Linked DNA regions of Homo sapiens: region 2 is linked to region 1. A link is an interaction called in ENCODE POLR2A ChIA-PET data of the cell type or tissue named here. Cell type or tissue: MCF 10A. All regions are shown on one strand.

Region 1 (8,000 bases):
GATACTCTCCCAGAGACTTTCTAAGACACACCAGGCTATTGATGGGGAACTACAATAGCAGCTGCTTAGAGATATAGAGATGACCTATGCAACTTGTATCTTTGTAGCCAGCCAGTTATTTACCTAAGATTCTTTTCTTCTTTAAAATGAAGATAATAATGATTAGTTCAATAACCTGAGAGGCTGTTGTAAGGCTAAATTAGATAAAATCACTTTTTAAAGAGCTACAAATCATATTAGTATTTTGAATTCTAAAAATCAACGTGTTCAGTTCATGGCAACATGTGCAGAGAAATAAAACATTAAACAGGTTATTACAATGTAATAACTAAATTAAAACCCAATTTGTAGTCAAGTAAATGCAGAATTGATGCTGAGAAAGTCAAATCAGTGATGTAAAGGAAATTGGGAAAAGTTCCCCAAATGTATATTCTTATGCAAAAAAATGAAAATGATAAGATCAAAACGATAAATAAAAGAGCCATCCTTCAGCTAACAGATAAACCCTGAAGAAGAAAACAAATAAAAAGTGAATGAAACACTTATCAAAGATATACTAGAAGAAATTTATCTTTGATAAAAAATTATTCATTATTTCTATTTTCTAGTTAATACTGAAACAACAGTATCTTATCTATCTTGTATATCTTAGTTGTAAAATTAAGTAAAAGTTCCTGATGTTTTATGTGAATTTCTGGCTGTACAAGAAGACTACAGCTTTTTATAATTTGGGAATAGTTATAGTGCTTAATATTATTTGTGTAAAAGCCAAGCAAAGTTTAAGCACAGATGATTAAAATATCCTCCAGGCTAACTCCCATAAAATTGAATTAAAGCACTAGATAAAGCATTGATTTATTCCATATTGATATTAGTCATAAAAGTATGTGTCTCATACAGGAATACAAAATATTAGCCATAAGGTTATTAAGTGTCTAGATTTGATAACGTATATATTTAACAACACTTTTCATGGCTTGGAACAAATGAAGTTACCAAATCCTTGCCATCCAAGAAACCGATAATCTGATTGGGGAGAAGGATGTATGCAGGAAAAATAAAGAAATGAATAAGCAAAAATAAAGAAATGAACAAAGATCACATCTCGGCCTTTTGGCTGAGATCAAGTGTAGAAATTAACAAAGAACGGTATTAAAAGGTTAAGATATAGTCTGAATAAGGAATCAAGAAGTTTCAAAATTTTCTATTTGGCCATTGGTTATAGGAAAGGGGCAATTTCAAAGCATGTGCAGAATTATGACTGCTTTGAAAACATTCTTCAGGTTCTGGAGACTAGAGATAACTGTAATGGAGAAAGCTATTTTCGATGTTGTCATAGCAATGCAGTTGTTTCCTGTCATCCTTGCTCTTTTGGAATGGAGCCATTTGATGAGTTTCTCATGGTCACATTCTACCTCTTCTGCAGCAGCATCATCAGAATAGCTATTATTTGTTAGACTGTTATATAATTGCACCTAATATTTGCATTGTATGTATTCTATGCCAAGTCTATTATTTAATAATCAACATGTACTACTATTCAACATTCCTTATAGTAGCTCTATGAGGTAGATACTATATTTTTTCCCATTTAACAAATGGGGAAACAAAAGCAAAGAGAATTTAGGTAACTTGCCCAAGGTGAAAACTTATACATTACAACGCTGAGGTTTGAACCCAGGCAGTCAGGCTCTAGACTTTGTGCTCTTAATTGCTATGCTGCACTGCCTATGACCAAACCTTGTAATAGGTGCTATAGTAATGTTCACAAGAACCTGACAAGATAGAGATTATTATCTTCATTTTTATATGATGAGACTGAAGAAGGTTAAATTGCCAAAAGTCACAGCAGTAATAAGTGACAAAGCTAGGGTTCAAACCCAGGTTTGGGTGAATCCAGTGCCTGTTTTCAGGGTGAATCCAGTGCCTGTTTTCATTACCCAACACTGTCTCATATTGAATTTTAGAGAACATATCCTCTAGGCAGGAATTTCTGTCTGAACATACAAAAAAGTCATATACTATGAATATGTAATATGTTTTAGAAAGGTGATTTTTCTTTCAGGAGATCTATTTTTAAACATATTTTTAAAGCAGATTTGAATAGGAATATATTTAATACTTGGTAACAAAACCCTTTATTTATAAATACAAGATTGAAAAAGCTGCATGTTTCTTAGCTAGCTCCCAAAGGGAATACTGAGAATAACAAAAATAAAAGTTGTCTCAATAAGTTAAACCACAGACTTAAGCTACAGCAATTTTAGAGCAAATTAACTGTTATGTTTATTGTTTATCCTCTGTTAGCTAATATTAGAAACTCCTTTGTATATGTGGCATATAGAAATAAATGGAATTTGCATTTAAATAACTGGTTATATCAAGTCTAACAAAACATGTATTTTTTATTAGGTGTGGTTTCCAATGAAGAATATGTTGTTGAATCAAAAAGATAATTGGATCAGTGATCTTGAATCTTTCATAGGTGATGTTGAGTAGAAACCTCCATGTATAGTTAAAACTAATGACCTAGTAAGATGTGTGCTTCGAGTTTTCCCAGTGATATTGAAGAGTTTTTAAGTCATCATCATTCTCACTCAGAGGCTCCTGGTGTCTTGAAGTACCCATTTGTATGACAACTGGCTAACACCAAATTGTTTGTGGCAAACTGGATGAAATCAACTTGTCTGCCATATAAATTCATCTTTTGGTTTCACATTTCTCGTGACCATTTTTTATTCAACTCAGAATATCTTTTGATTTTATTAATTCACTTAGGCTGCTTGTGTGATTGTGAATAAATTTTTTAGTCTTAGTCCTTTTCTATGTATAAGGTAAAGAAAGCCACATACTACTTTCACCTGTTTTTTTTAATAGTAAGTTGAATTAATGCTTTTTTAAAAAGTGTTAGAAAAAAGATTTTTTTTTTAAGAAACCACAGTTCGCCTGTTCAAGTTTGAGCCAACTCAAGTTCTCTTTGGGTAAAAGCCAAGTGAAAATATGTCTCAAGTTTCTTACATGAAAGAAGCATATAAAGGCAGGAAATTTAAAGACGACCTAGTGATTTTTAATAACACAGGGAAATATTTGGTTGATTTTTGGTATCTTTTTCCCTTTCAAAAAATAGATTTAAAATACTAATAATGCCGGTTCAGTCTTCCTTTGAAAAGGAAAATGAGGGCACAGTGTTCACTTAACAATGGATGCATGAAAATGACAGCATCCTGGGGAGCAAGAGCAATGACGTAAATCTTTTAAAATGAGGATATTAGACACTTTTTCTTGACAGGCTAAAGGCAATGTGTACAGGGAATAATTATAATACCTCAGGAGGGTGAAAAGCTGAAGTGGTTTGTTGGAATAGATATTACCAGGACATATTTTTTTTTCTGATGCTTCCCAAATAAAGGATTCAGTGTGTGTCAGCTGTTGATTGTTTAAAAAAGCTATACACATTTTAATTTAACAGAATATTTATTTTATTCTCTGATTTAATAGTTGGCTGTTTTTTGAAGGAATTATATGTGCCTATACTCTTCTGGAAAGTTTTATCTTCTTTCTTCTATTTCTAGCTTCATAACTGCCGCAGTGGTCTTATTCGCTTTCTTCAGCCATCTCACACGTATCTGATGCACAGAATACTATGATGCTCCTTATTACACACGACATGCAAGTATAGAGATTGAAACTTCAGTGGCGTGAAATTCCTTTCTTAGAGCATTGTGGATATCACTAATCTTTTGGGTAGCATTGCTGAGAGCCATGCTTGTCTAAGCTTATGAGGAATCTCCCACAGTGTTAAAGAAGTCAAAACAAGTCAAGAAAAAAAAATTGAATTAACTTTCATCTCTCTATTAATGGGTAAATGACTTCTATCTGAACTTCTCAACTTCTATCTGAAAATTTTTCTTTTTGGAACTTGCTCTTAATTTCACAGCACCTAAAGAGTCCCTTGAGACCAACTGGTACTTGTAAAGTTCCATTACAACAATGAACAAAATAATGACATAACCACTCTTAAAAAAGTCAATGGCTATTGAAAACAAAATATTTGGTGAAGTCCCTGTACAAAATCATCATCTCATTTTGTCCTGTAATATATGCCACATCTATTTTTGAGTTAATACATTCAGTTTCAGGTAGTTCTAAACTTTGAAGTCTAGCATTGATGACTGAGCTTGAAATCATACTCTAGAATTGGATGATGAGCTCACATAAACCCATTTATGTTGGAGGAAAGGGGAAATGGAGAAGAATCTCCACCAGCAGAGACAGTACACAACATACTTTCATGCACACTCACAATTTGTGATTGTCATGGCCAGACCAAAAAAAGGTTCCCAACCTCTCTCTCATCCCCTCCTTCTACAGCAGATTGTTTTGTAGGCTTAAGCTAGCCTTTTATTATAGCTGCATTAATTGCTAATGCTAGGTGAATAGTACTCTCCTTGACTCTGGTGTAACCACTTCAGAGGGGAGAGGGGACAGGGTGTAAAAAGAAAAAAGCATCATCATTCTTTCAATTCACATGTGTGTAATAATTAAACACTTTGAGGGGAGCGTTCAGAAGAATATTAATAAATTCCCTTGAGAGTTCTTTTCAATAATAGGCAGGCTCTTTTACCTTTGGAATATTCCATGTGTCATTATTTTTCATCTTTAGCTTTCCTTTGGGATGCAATCATTGGCAGTTCAGACAACTTTCACATCAAAGTTTTCAAGTTGAAGGAAGTCATTTAAGTAAGATTAACCTAAGTAAGTACCATTTTCACTAAATCTAGAAGAAAAAAATCAATCATCTCTTAATACAAAGGTGTGTGTTTAAAATATTATCAATGAATGTTCACACATTAGCCAGAGAGAATCTTCCTGGCATGAGTCCAGGCTGTCTGCGTGAGTGAAAAGAGAACATTTTGTATTCTACCTGCCAGGTGAGAATCTGAGTCATACTTTCCCAAGTGGTGTTTTTGGAGACAGAGCCAATGAGGAATTTAAATTTTAGAAGTTCCTCCTTCTTAATATAATGCATAAAATATTGACAGAGTGTGTAATATGAATGGTTTTTAATTCCAAGATATGGTTATAAGGTTTTAATAACCAATCTAGGGGAACACTAGCTAATTTAGAACATAATTCTTGGAGGAGTTTGTTATGCCCTTAGGGCTCTGGCTTTGGAGAGACCTTTGATAACATTTAGCATTTCTCCATTGAGACTCTTAAGTAGCTCAATCTGGGTAGCTTTGTGTTAGGATGTTTCATTTCATTAAAACATTCCTTTTCTTATTAGCATTCCCAAGTCTTTCTGATAGTTATAGAATGTGATTGGCTTAATAAAAGATTTTCTAGGAGACAGCTCAATTCATTAAATGGGATTTTTATCATCAAAATTAACATTTAAAATATTATATTTTGAAATAATTGAATGTGATGGATGAGTTAAATAGGCTGCATTTTTAAACTAACATTTTGGCTATGGTTTTGAAATTCAAAGCTTTACTTGTTTTGAAGTAAACATAGGTTGGGTGATTCTGTTGCTTAAATTATTTTCGACTCTTATCTATGCTTTAATCAAACTTGAACAGTTACAAATTTTCATATTACTATTCATCATTATTATGGGGGTCTCAGATTCGGTAAACTGTATACATATTCACCCTATTCTTCCCACTTTTCGTGTGAGAACACAATTGTTCACCTTTCTTTTGAAGCCTAATTTCAACTCAAACATCACAGTCCAGTAAGTGAAAAAAGTTTTCCATTTGCTACATCAGTGACAGACAATTCTTCTTAAGCTCCTTTACTTATTGTATTGCCTTGCTTAAATAGGCTTCCAACTGTGTTCACCTTTAGACCAAATATTAGCCTGATCCCTAAAGACTTCTATTATATGACCCCACTCTGCCCTTTCAAACTTAGTTCTCATGACTCTTCTATAAGAAACATGTACCATCAACAAAGCAAGCTATTCACTGCCCCCAGAGTACCCTGCATACATCTGTACATGTATGCTTTTGTTTTACATTTTACCCAGCCTTCATGATCTTCCTTTCCCTTTACATATACTCATTACCTTATTGAATCCACCAAAGAAACCACTTTTTCCAAGTATCTTCAGATGTACTCTTCTCATAGCTTTCTCTCTCCCCACTTTGGATTTCGGTAGCTGTTACGGTCTGAATGTCTGTGTCACCCACCAAATTCATATGCTGTAATTCTAATTTCCAATGGGATGGTATTAGGTGGAGGGGTCTTTGGGAGGTGATTAGGTCATGATAATGGAATACTCAAGAATGGGATTAGTGGCCTTTTAAAAGGGACCCCAGAGATTCTGGTATGTTGTGTCTTTGTTCTCACTGGTTTCAAAGAACATCTTTATTTCTGTCTTCATTTCATTATGTACCCAGTAGTTATTCAGGAGCAGGTTGTTCAGTTTCCATGTAGTTGAGTGGTTTTGAGTGAGCATCTTAATCCTGAGTTCTAGTTTAATTGCACTGTGGTCTGAGAGATAGTTTGTTATAATTTCTGTTCTTTTACACAAAGACACAATATACCAGAATCTCTGGGACACATTTAAAGCAGTGTGTAGCGGGAAATTTATAGCACTAAATGCCCACAAGAGAAAGCAGGAAACATCTAAAATTGACACCCTAACATCACAATTAAAAGAACTAGAGAATCAAGAGCAAACACATTCAAAAGCTAGCAGAAGGCAAGACATAACTAAGATCAGAGCAGAACTGAAGGAGATAGAGACACAAAAAAACCCTCCAAAAAAATCAATGAATCCAGGAGCTGGTTTTTTGAAAAGATCAAAAAAATTGATAGACCACTAATAAGACTAATAAAGAAGAGAGAAGAATCAAATAGATGGAATAAAAAATGATAAAGGGGATATCACCACCAATTCCACAGAGATACAAACTACCATCAGAGAATAATATAAACACCTCTATGCAAATAAACTAGAAAATCTAGAAGAAATGGATAAATTCCTGGACACATACACCCTCCCACGGCTAAATCAGGAAGAAGTTGAACCCCTGAATAGACCAATAATAGGCTCTGAAATTGAGGCAATAATTAAGAGCCCACTAACCGAAAAAAGCCCATGACCAGACAGATTCACAGCCAAATTCTCCCAGAGGTACAAAGAGGAGCTGGTACCATTCCTTCTGAAACTATTCCAATCAATAGAAAAAGAGGGAATCCTCCCTAACTCATTTTATGAGGCCAGCATCATCCTGATACCAAAGCCTGGTTGAGACACAACAAAAAAAGAGAATTTAGGCCAATATCCCTGATGAACATCGACACAAAAATCCTCAATGAAATATTGGCAAACCAAATCCAGCAGCACATCAAAAAGCTTATCCACCATGATCAAGTTGGCTTCATCCCTGGGATGCAAGGCTGGTTCAACATACACACATCAATAAACTTAATCCACCATAGAAACAGAACCAAAGACAAAAAACACATGATTATCTCAATAGATGCAGAAAAGGCCTTTGACAAAATTCAACAACGCTTCATGCTAAAAACTCTCAATAAACTAGGTATTGATGGGACGTATCTCAAAATAATAAGAGCTATTTATGACAAACCCACAGCCAATATCATACTGAATGGACAAAAACTGGAAGCATTCCCTTTGAGAACTGGCACAAGACAGGGATGCCCTCTCTCACCACTCCTATTCAACTTAATGTTGGAAGTTCTGGCCAGGGCTGTCAGGCAAGAGAAAAAAAAAAGGGTATTCAATTAGAAAAGGAGGAAGTCAAATTGTCCCTGTATGCAGATGACATGATTGCATATTTAGAAAACCCCATTGTCTCGGCCCAAAATCTCCTTAAGCTGATAAGCAACTTTAGCAAAGTCTCAGGATACAAAATCAGTTGTGCAAAAATCACAAGCATTCCTCCAAACCAGTAACAGACAAACAGAGAGCCAAATCATGAATGAACTCCCATTCACAATTGCTTCAAAGAGAATAAAATACC
Region 2 (8,000 bases), 84 kb before region 1:
GAGTGATCATAGCTCACTGCAGCCTCAATCTCCTGGGCTCAAGCAGTCCTCTCACCTCAGCCTCCCAAGTAGCTGCGATGACAGTTGCATACCAACACGCCCAGCTAATTTTTAAAAGTTTTTGTAGAGATGGGGTCTCCCTATGTTGCCCAGACGGGGTCTCCCTATGTTGCCCAGACTGGGTCTCAAATTCTTGGGCTTAAGTAATCCTCTTGCCTCAGCTTCCCAAAGTGTTGTGATTACAGGCATAAGCCATCATGCACCACCTCATGTCTCTTCTTTTAAGGGCACTAATCCCATTCATGAGGGCTCCACCCTCATGACCTACTTCCCACAGGTCCCACCTCCAAATACCATTACATTGGACATTAGACTTCAACATATGAATTTTAGGGGGAACACAAATATTTGGTGATAGCATTGATAAACAGTAAATATCGCTACAGGGCACTGGTATTTCAAGTTCTAAAGAGTATCTAATGGGTGAGTGTTAGATCGCTTTATATTATTTTTATAGATATGTACCTGTGCATTTCCATGATAATTTCAGGATAAATTGTTACACATGAAATTGCTGGGTCTAAGTAGGCACATATTCATAAGGAGCTGGAGCAAACTTGTTACCCAGAAAAAGATGAATTTATTTATAATTTTACCAACAATGTATAAAAAGCCAATTTCTTCACACCATTGCTAAACTTAGGTATTACAAATAAATACAATCTTTGCCAATTTGTTAGGTGAAAAATGTTGTTTCCTTATTTTCTAAATGTACACTTCATTAATAGTGAAATCATATGCTTTTATAGGTTTTTTATAATTTTGCCATTTTTAAATTGAAATTTTTGTCTTTTTGTCTTTGTATTGATTTCTAAGAATTTTTGAATATTAAACATTTACTTGGCATTTATGTTTAAAATGTTTTTTCAGTTTTTAATATAGCTTTAGTTACAAAAACTATGTTTTAAATATATGTATAATAAATATATCCGTATTTTCCTTATTTTTTTTTGCCTGTATGAGTTGATGGCATGCCTAGAAAACTTGTATGTATGCTAAATTTATGTAAATATTCCCCTATAATAATAAACATCTTGTTTTATTACTTTAATATAAATTCTTAGCCAATCTGCAATGTGATTGGGGATATGGTTTGAGGATAGCAATTCAATTTTTCACCCGAATAATAGATTGCTTTTCCCAATTCCATTTATTAAATGAATTGTTTTTTCTCCACTACTTTGAAGCATCATTTTTATCCCATACTGAATTCTTATGTGTGTTAGCATTTGGTCTGTTTGCAGACACAGACACCCTTTCCTGTTTGATTTAATTCTATGCCTCTACACTGTTTTGATCAGTGAAGATTTTAAAAACATTTTATACAATATATTCAGTTCTTAATTTGACTTTTTTATTTGGTTCGTGATAACATTGTTTTTGAGCAATGCAATTTTCTAAAATAGCTCTATTTGTCAAAACTACTTAACCTGAACACTTATTTTTGGGATATAGCTATAAATTGTTTTGAATTGGTATTATATTCCCATTTCAAACATTTATTTATGGCATATGTATTCATCTCCATAACTATATCAGGAATAGTTATTTAGTTTTAATTATGTTTAAGTAGTTTCAAGGCACTATCTTGCCACAATAGATATCATATTCTGCATTCTAGAGGTAAAAGACTCTAGATTTTGATCTTTTCTTAGCGGACTCACATTAGACTTAGAAGAATGTTTTATTTTGCAAAGGATCCATCAATAATTTTCTTAATTAGGTCCTGCACAGACATACACATAAACATAAATACACACTTGTATGTATATCTAAAGCTCTTGTCTATTGCTAGTATACAAATTCATATCTTAGCTGGGTATAGATTTTGGGGTGATATAAAACTTTTCCCTTAATATCTGTACATGTCACTTTTTAGTATAATTCTTAATTTTGGTTCATTACTCCAATGGCTCTAGTATACCATTTATCTTATCATGGAGGAGCATGTTTTTGTGTCTTATCTATTGCCTATCTTGGATTATTATTTTGTTACACCCCTGTAAAATGACTATTTTGATACATATACAATTATTAATTAGATCATTATTTTTGACATTTTCTGTCCCTGAATATACATCTGAGACTTTCCAAATTATTTTTGAGCATATTTTTTCTGTTTGTATACCTGTTGTTTTTGTAATGCAAAACCTACAAGAGAGTTTAGATAATTGGCATCTTTTCGTTAAAATTTCCTGCAGCACTTAGAGTGATTGCATTACCACACGTTTAGTGTGCTTGCACCTCAGTTTCAAACGATATTCTACAATTACATATATATTTTTTTCTTGTTTTAATTTTTTTCCTTGGCATTTTCATTTTTGATTCATTGCATTCGGAGTTATCTTTGCAGATTTGTGCACCTCATTGCTGATTTGATTTTTCTGTACTTTTCATTTCCTCCATACTGATTTTGATGTGGATTTTAATTCTTTTTTGGAACTGCTAATTTCCCCACATGATTCCCTTACTTCATGCAACTCAAGGCTTATCCCTGGATCTTCTCTCTCTGTACTTTTGAGATGTGCTCAGTTTTATTTCAGTTGATGTGGTATCATTTCACTTGTTTCTCTTATTTAATAGAGTGCATGCTTTCAGGAAATTTCTGATAACATGAAGCAATGCTTCCTTATACCTGTAAGTTTTCTGCCCTGTGAGTGTATTTTTTCTTCTTTCCTGTGTAGAATCCATTGAAGTTTTCTATTATTATTATTAATTCATATTTACCCATTCTTTTTTTTTTTTGAGTTGGAATCTTGCTCTGTCACCCACATTGGAGTGCAGCGGTGCAATCTCGGCTCATTGCACCCTCGGCCTCCTGGGTTCAAGTGATTATCCTGCCTCAGCCTCCTGAGTAGCTAGGACCATAGGTGCGCAACAATGCACTTGGCCGAGTTTTGTATTTTTAGTAGAGATGGGGTTTCACCGTGTTGGCCAGGCTGCTCTCAAATTCCTGACCTCAGGTGATTTGCCTGCCTTGGGCTTTCAGAGTCCTGGGATTACAGGCATGAGCCACTGCGCCCAGCCTTATATTTACCCATTCTTGAATGAAAGAGATTGATTCAAGCCCAATGTTTGTCATTAAACCATTTAGTTATTTGTGATTAAATGTCTCTTGTTAGATCTTAAGCTAGTATTTGGATGATGTGTAAAAGTATTAGCCTGATTTTGGATTGTGGTAATTCAGGTAGCATCAGCTCTGCTGAACTATAATCTCCTACTGTTTATACCGTGCTTAAGGAGGATAATTTTTTCCTGAATAACTTGAGGCATTTTATATTTCTTCCTGTGTTAGAAACAGTGCATATAGGCAATAATAGATACTGGGGACCACTAGAGGGAGGAGGAAGAGGAGTGGGAAAAGGGTTGAGAAACTAATTATTGGGTACTATGCATCATTACCTTGGTGACAGGATCAATGGTACCCCAAACCTTAACGTCATGAAATATACCCATGTAACAAGCCTGCACATGTACTCCTTAAATGTAAAATAAAAGTTGGAATTTTAAAAAGAAAAAAATATAAATAGTGCACCTCAATGCCCTGAACTGCTCTTAAAGTTCTTATCGTCTCTGTCCCTCTTAGTGCTGGCCTTATATTCCCCTGTACCACTTAAATCTGACAATTGTTATATGTTACTGAAATTGTTGTTATGAATAGAAGAAATGCAGGCAGGCCTGATGTGAAAGGGAGATGAATAGATTCTCTTGGGTGCTAGTGAGGACATTTGATGCGTACATGGATTAATATTCAAAATTATTATCCTGCCATGCTATTTGGTGTTACTGTTGCAATTTTGCACCTCTTTCTGTGGTGTCAGAGTGGGGACAGTGTTCTCAGAAGAGAGCACATGTGTATAGGCCAATGGGTGGGAGGGCCATTGTGGGCCCGGGGGCTGCTAGAAGATTGAATGTGCTGTGTATAGATGGGTATATATAGAAGGATGGGAGGAGTTGAGGCTGAGGAGAAGGTCAGGAGATTTGTCTCTATATATACCTGACTGTGGAGTTTAACTTTATCCTGATGGAGGTATTGAAATGTTTAAAGCAGGTTTGTGACGTGATGGGACAGAAAGATCTCTTTGACGAGAATGTTATTGGACTAGGGAGAGGCTCCAGGTGGGGAGACCACATAGGAAGTCATTGCAATCTTCTAGGCAAGAAAAAGATAACAGCCTGACCTAATAAAGCCACATCTGTAAAGTGGAGGTGCATACAGAGTCCAGAAATACTTAGGAGGAAAAATGAAAAAGACTTTGAGATTGGAATAGAGGGCAAGGGAAAGGGAAAAATTTAGGTTGATTCTTACACATTTGGTAAAAGTTACAGAGTCAAAGAGTGTGATAGACTGGTTTGTCCAGGCTGGGGTATGGAGCAAACATCATGAGTTCAATTTTGGGATTTCATTAGTAATTTTGTGTAGATGATTTTCAATGTAGGCAATGATAATTTTAACTTTAGTGGAACAAAAATGTTTCCAAGGACAAAATAAGCTACATTTTTAGTGAGCATGCACTGCCGATTTACACTATTTGGGTTATGATATGCTGTTGTTAAGCGCAATGAAAGGGGAAAATTAACTACCAAGATCAGTATTTAAATCAGGGTTGAGTTGGCAGCACACTGGAGTGAGAAGAGCTTAGCTTTGGAAGACAGGAAATTAATATCTTTGATCGGATTGTACTCATTAACAGCAAGATTGGGGCAAGGCACTTAGTCATTTGGTTCCTAGATTCCCTGTTCGTAAATGATAGATAATATCATCTCTCAATTATTTCACAGGGTCTTAAGATGTGAACTAGATAGCTGATATAAAATTGCTTCCATATGCTGCTTTTGTATCTGAAATGATGAGAAACAAAATATTAGATATTTGTTGGCAACTGCAAATTTGGGGCAAAAATTTTCTGATATACTACCCTATGATATAAATAAGACTAGCCTTTTGTGCATTTAATGTCACCTTTGAGTAAAAGTATGTTTAATTCAATTTTTTTCATATAATAATTTGGCTTCTAGAACATTGTAAATGTAAATTCTGACACATTACAAATAAAATAAAGCTAAATGGCAGTACTTAGTGCCAGAGAGGATATTTTTTGCAATCAATTTTTTAATTAGCATTTTCCTTTATTAAAAATACAAGAAGAGAGAAAAGAAAATAGTTTTGCATTCAATATTAATATAATTTTCAACTCCTGGCTATGATTTCATCATAAATATCACAGCCAAACTTCTTACAGAACTGAATACAGAGCATTTCATTTTCTTTCAAACAAGTTCACATAATTAAGAAAGTGTTTTTCAAATGAAATAGAATTATCTCGTTTACTCTGCTGTATTTACATATGTCTTTCATGAAGAGCTATTTGGCAGTAAATCTAGCCTGTTCTTTAAATAAGCATACCAAAATACTTCTTCAGAGTCTAAAGTTTTGCTAAGAGGAAAAAAAAAATCCACACCAATTTTGCCTCTGAAAAGATATTATCACTGCTCTTTTTGTTGGGCTAGAGACAAAATATTGGAGAAAATGGAATTTTACCAAGAAACAAGCTGTGAATTCTTTTCTACAGAATCTTATCCTAAAGCTTTTTGTCAACCAATAAAAATTAATGGATTAGGAAAAAAAAAACCCTACCTATTTGTCTCAAAGGATTTTGGAATAAAGAAACTGGTAATTATTTACCCAGTGGCAATCCTAGGTAATTCCCTTCAGGCAAAAATCCAAATAAAAGACTTAAACATTGTAAATTGTCCTTGTCACATGAAGCCCTACACATTCAAAACTCAAAACAAGTCGGCCCCAAATCTGATTGGTAGATATTATTAGCTAGTGTCCATTCAGTGCCTTAGTTTGGGTGGATTTCATTGTCAAGTTTAAATTTTGGGGTGTGTTAATATCTTACAGAGATTCTATTTTAACTTTGTTGGTGAAAAAAATGGAAGCTATTTTAACAGTTGAATGGTTTTGAGAATAACAACTTTTTAGCTTGTGTCTGGGTATCAAGTACATTCCTAAGGGTTCCGGGGGATTAGTCTAGTGGTTTAGAGCCTGTGTCTGGAGTCAGGCTGCCTGGGTTTCAATCCCGGCCCAGCCACTTAAGTAACCTGTGATCTGAAACGTATTACCTTCCTTCTGTGTGCCTCGATTTTTCTAATTAAAAGACAAGGGGAAATAATTATACTTATTTCATGGTTGTTGAGAGGATTATATGAGTAAATATATAAAGTGTTGAGAAACAGTTCCTGGCATATAGCAAGTACTCGGTACTTATAAGTTATTGTTATTATTATCAACTCAGACAGAATTGTTATTAAAGTATTAAGCTGATAAACAATGAAAAGAAATAGGTGCTGTTTGGCTGGTACCCTTGACATTGCAGGAATTTGGGGAAGGAATGCACGATGGATGGGGCTGTAAACAATGATCCCAAATGAACAGGAGCATCCCCTCCTGTTGCTTCGGGTTGATCTTGGAAAACCAAGAGGAGGAGGAGGAAGTGGAGGAGGAGAAGGGTGATACCACTATGTCCTCATATGTTGGTAACCTAAACAGAAACTTCAGTTTTTTTCTTATTGGTTTCTCAGTTCCAAGTGAAGTCCTCCTCCCCCATCCCTGCCCCTGAAAACTTGTAAAACCCACATGCCTCACTGGAGAAATACATGTGCCAAGTTGGAAATTTTAAAATTCAAACTCTAATTTTTTGCATACACATAAATTCTGGCAAATTTTGATGCTGGTAAAAAAACCCGCTTTTGCTGTTGGAATGTTATTATCACTCCAAACGATTGAACAGATTTCTTCAGCCTTTCTAAATATAATTATTTTTGAGAAGACAATAAGGATGAAGAATTTCTTCCTCAAGGTCATGCTGGGGGATGCTTAGAAAGTACTGAGTTTGTGCACATGAGGAAAAGAAAAAGTTTCCTCTCATCCATAATTTGCTATTTCATGTACTCCTTTCAAAACTTCCAATGAGACAACTTAGCCTTGACAAAATGAAGAATGAGTTTCCACAAGAACACATAGTCCTCACATAATCCTTTATGATAGGTAGTTTTATGTGTCAAATACAGCTGGGCAATAGTACTCAAACAATAATCTAGCTGTTGCTGCAAAGATGCTTTGTAGATGTGGCTAACATCTGCCATCCATTGACTTTAAGTAAAGGAGACTACCCTCAATCATATAGGTTCCACCCACTGAGTTGAAGGACCCTAAGAGCAAAACTGAGGGTTCCCTGAAGAATTCCAGCTGTGGCCTGCAGTATCAGCTCCCATCCAGGAGTTGCCAGCCTGCTGCCCTGCCCTACAAATGTCAAACGTTGCCTAGCCAGACCCCACAATCACATGAGACAATTCTTTGAAGTAAATCTCTTAAGATATATATCCCACTCGTTCTGTTTCTCTGGTGGAACCCTGACTGATACACCCATTATTCCAATTGTGTTATAAAATGCAAAGTGCATATTATGCTAGGCTAAGACTCTTTCCTTAAAATGCAGCAGTGCTGGCTGGGCATGGTGGCTCACGCTTGTAATCCAGCTCTTTAAGAGGCCGAGGCAGGTGGATCATGATGTCAGGAGTTCCAGACCAGCCTGGATGATATAGTGAAACCCTGTCACTACTAAAAATACAAAAATTAGCTGGGCATGGTGGCACATGCCTGCAGTCCCAGCTGCTCAGGAGGCTGAGGTAGGAGAATCGCTTGAACCCAGGAGGCGAAGATTGCAGTGAGCCCAGATCGCACCTGCACTCCAGCCTGGGTGACAGAGTGGGACTCCATCTCAAAAAAAAAAAAAAAAAAAAAAAAAGCAGCAGTATTATTTTCAGAAGAATTTGAACATCAGACATAGTTGTTTCTTAACTTTTTATTGAAGTATTACACACACACACAGGAGACACACATAGCAAATTGAACACACCTGTGTAACCAACAC

Evidence for each region. ChIA-PET counts read pairs that join two places held together with the same protein. Peaks named below come from ENCODE experiments on the same cell type or tissue, not always from the same donor. Only the 100,000 strongest peaks of a DNase experiment are listed, where the experiment ranks them.
Region 2: POLR2A ChIA-PET joins it to region 1 with 5 read pairs; 2 of 35 experiments call an interaction of 5 or more read pairs at or near these places.

What each region holds. Positions count from the first base shown.
Region 1 is chr4:148,809,316-148,817,315 of GRCh38, forward strand. The region is part of intron 2 of LOC107986195 (a long non-coding RNA gene); the gene reads left to right. The region is part of intron 6 of LOC105377481 (a long non-coding RNA gene); the gene reads right to left. Among named protein-coding and RNA genes, the nearest start is that of LINC02430, 340 kb to the right of the region's middle. In MCF 10A, no CTCF peak of the experiment used is centred here; a DNase peak (open chromatin) is centred at 4,906.
Region 2 is chr4:148,724,845-148,732,844 of GRCh38, forward strand. All of the region lies in intron 2 of LOC107986195 (a long non-coding RNA gene), which reads left to right. Among named protein-coding and RNA genes, the nearest start is that of NR3C2, 290 kb to the left of the region's middle. In MCF 10A, no CTCF peak of the experiment used is centred here; no DNase peak of the experiment used is centred here.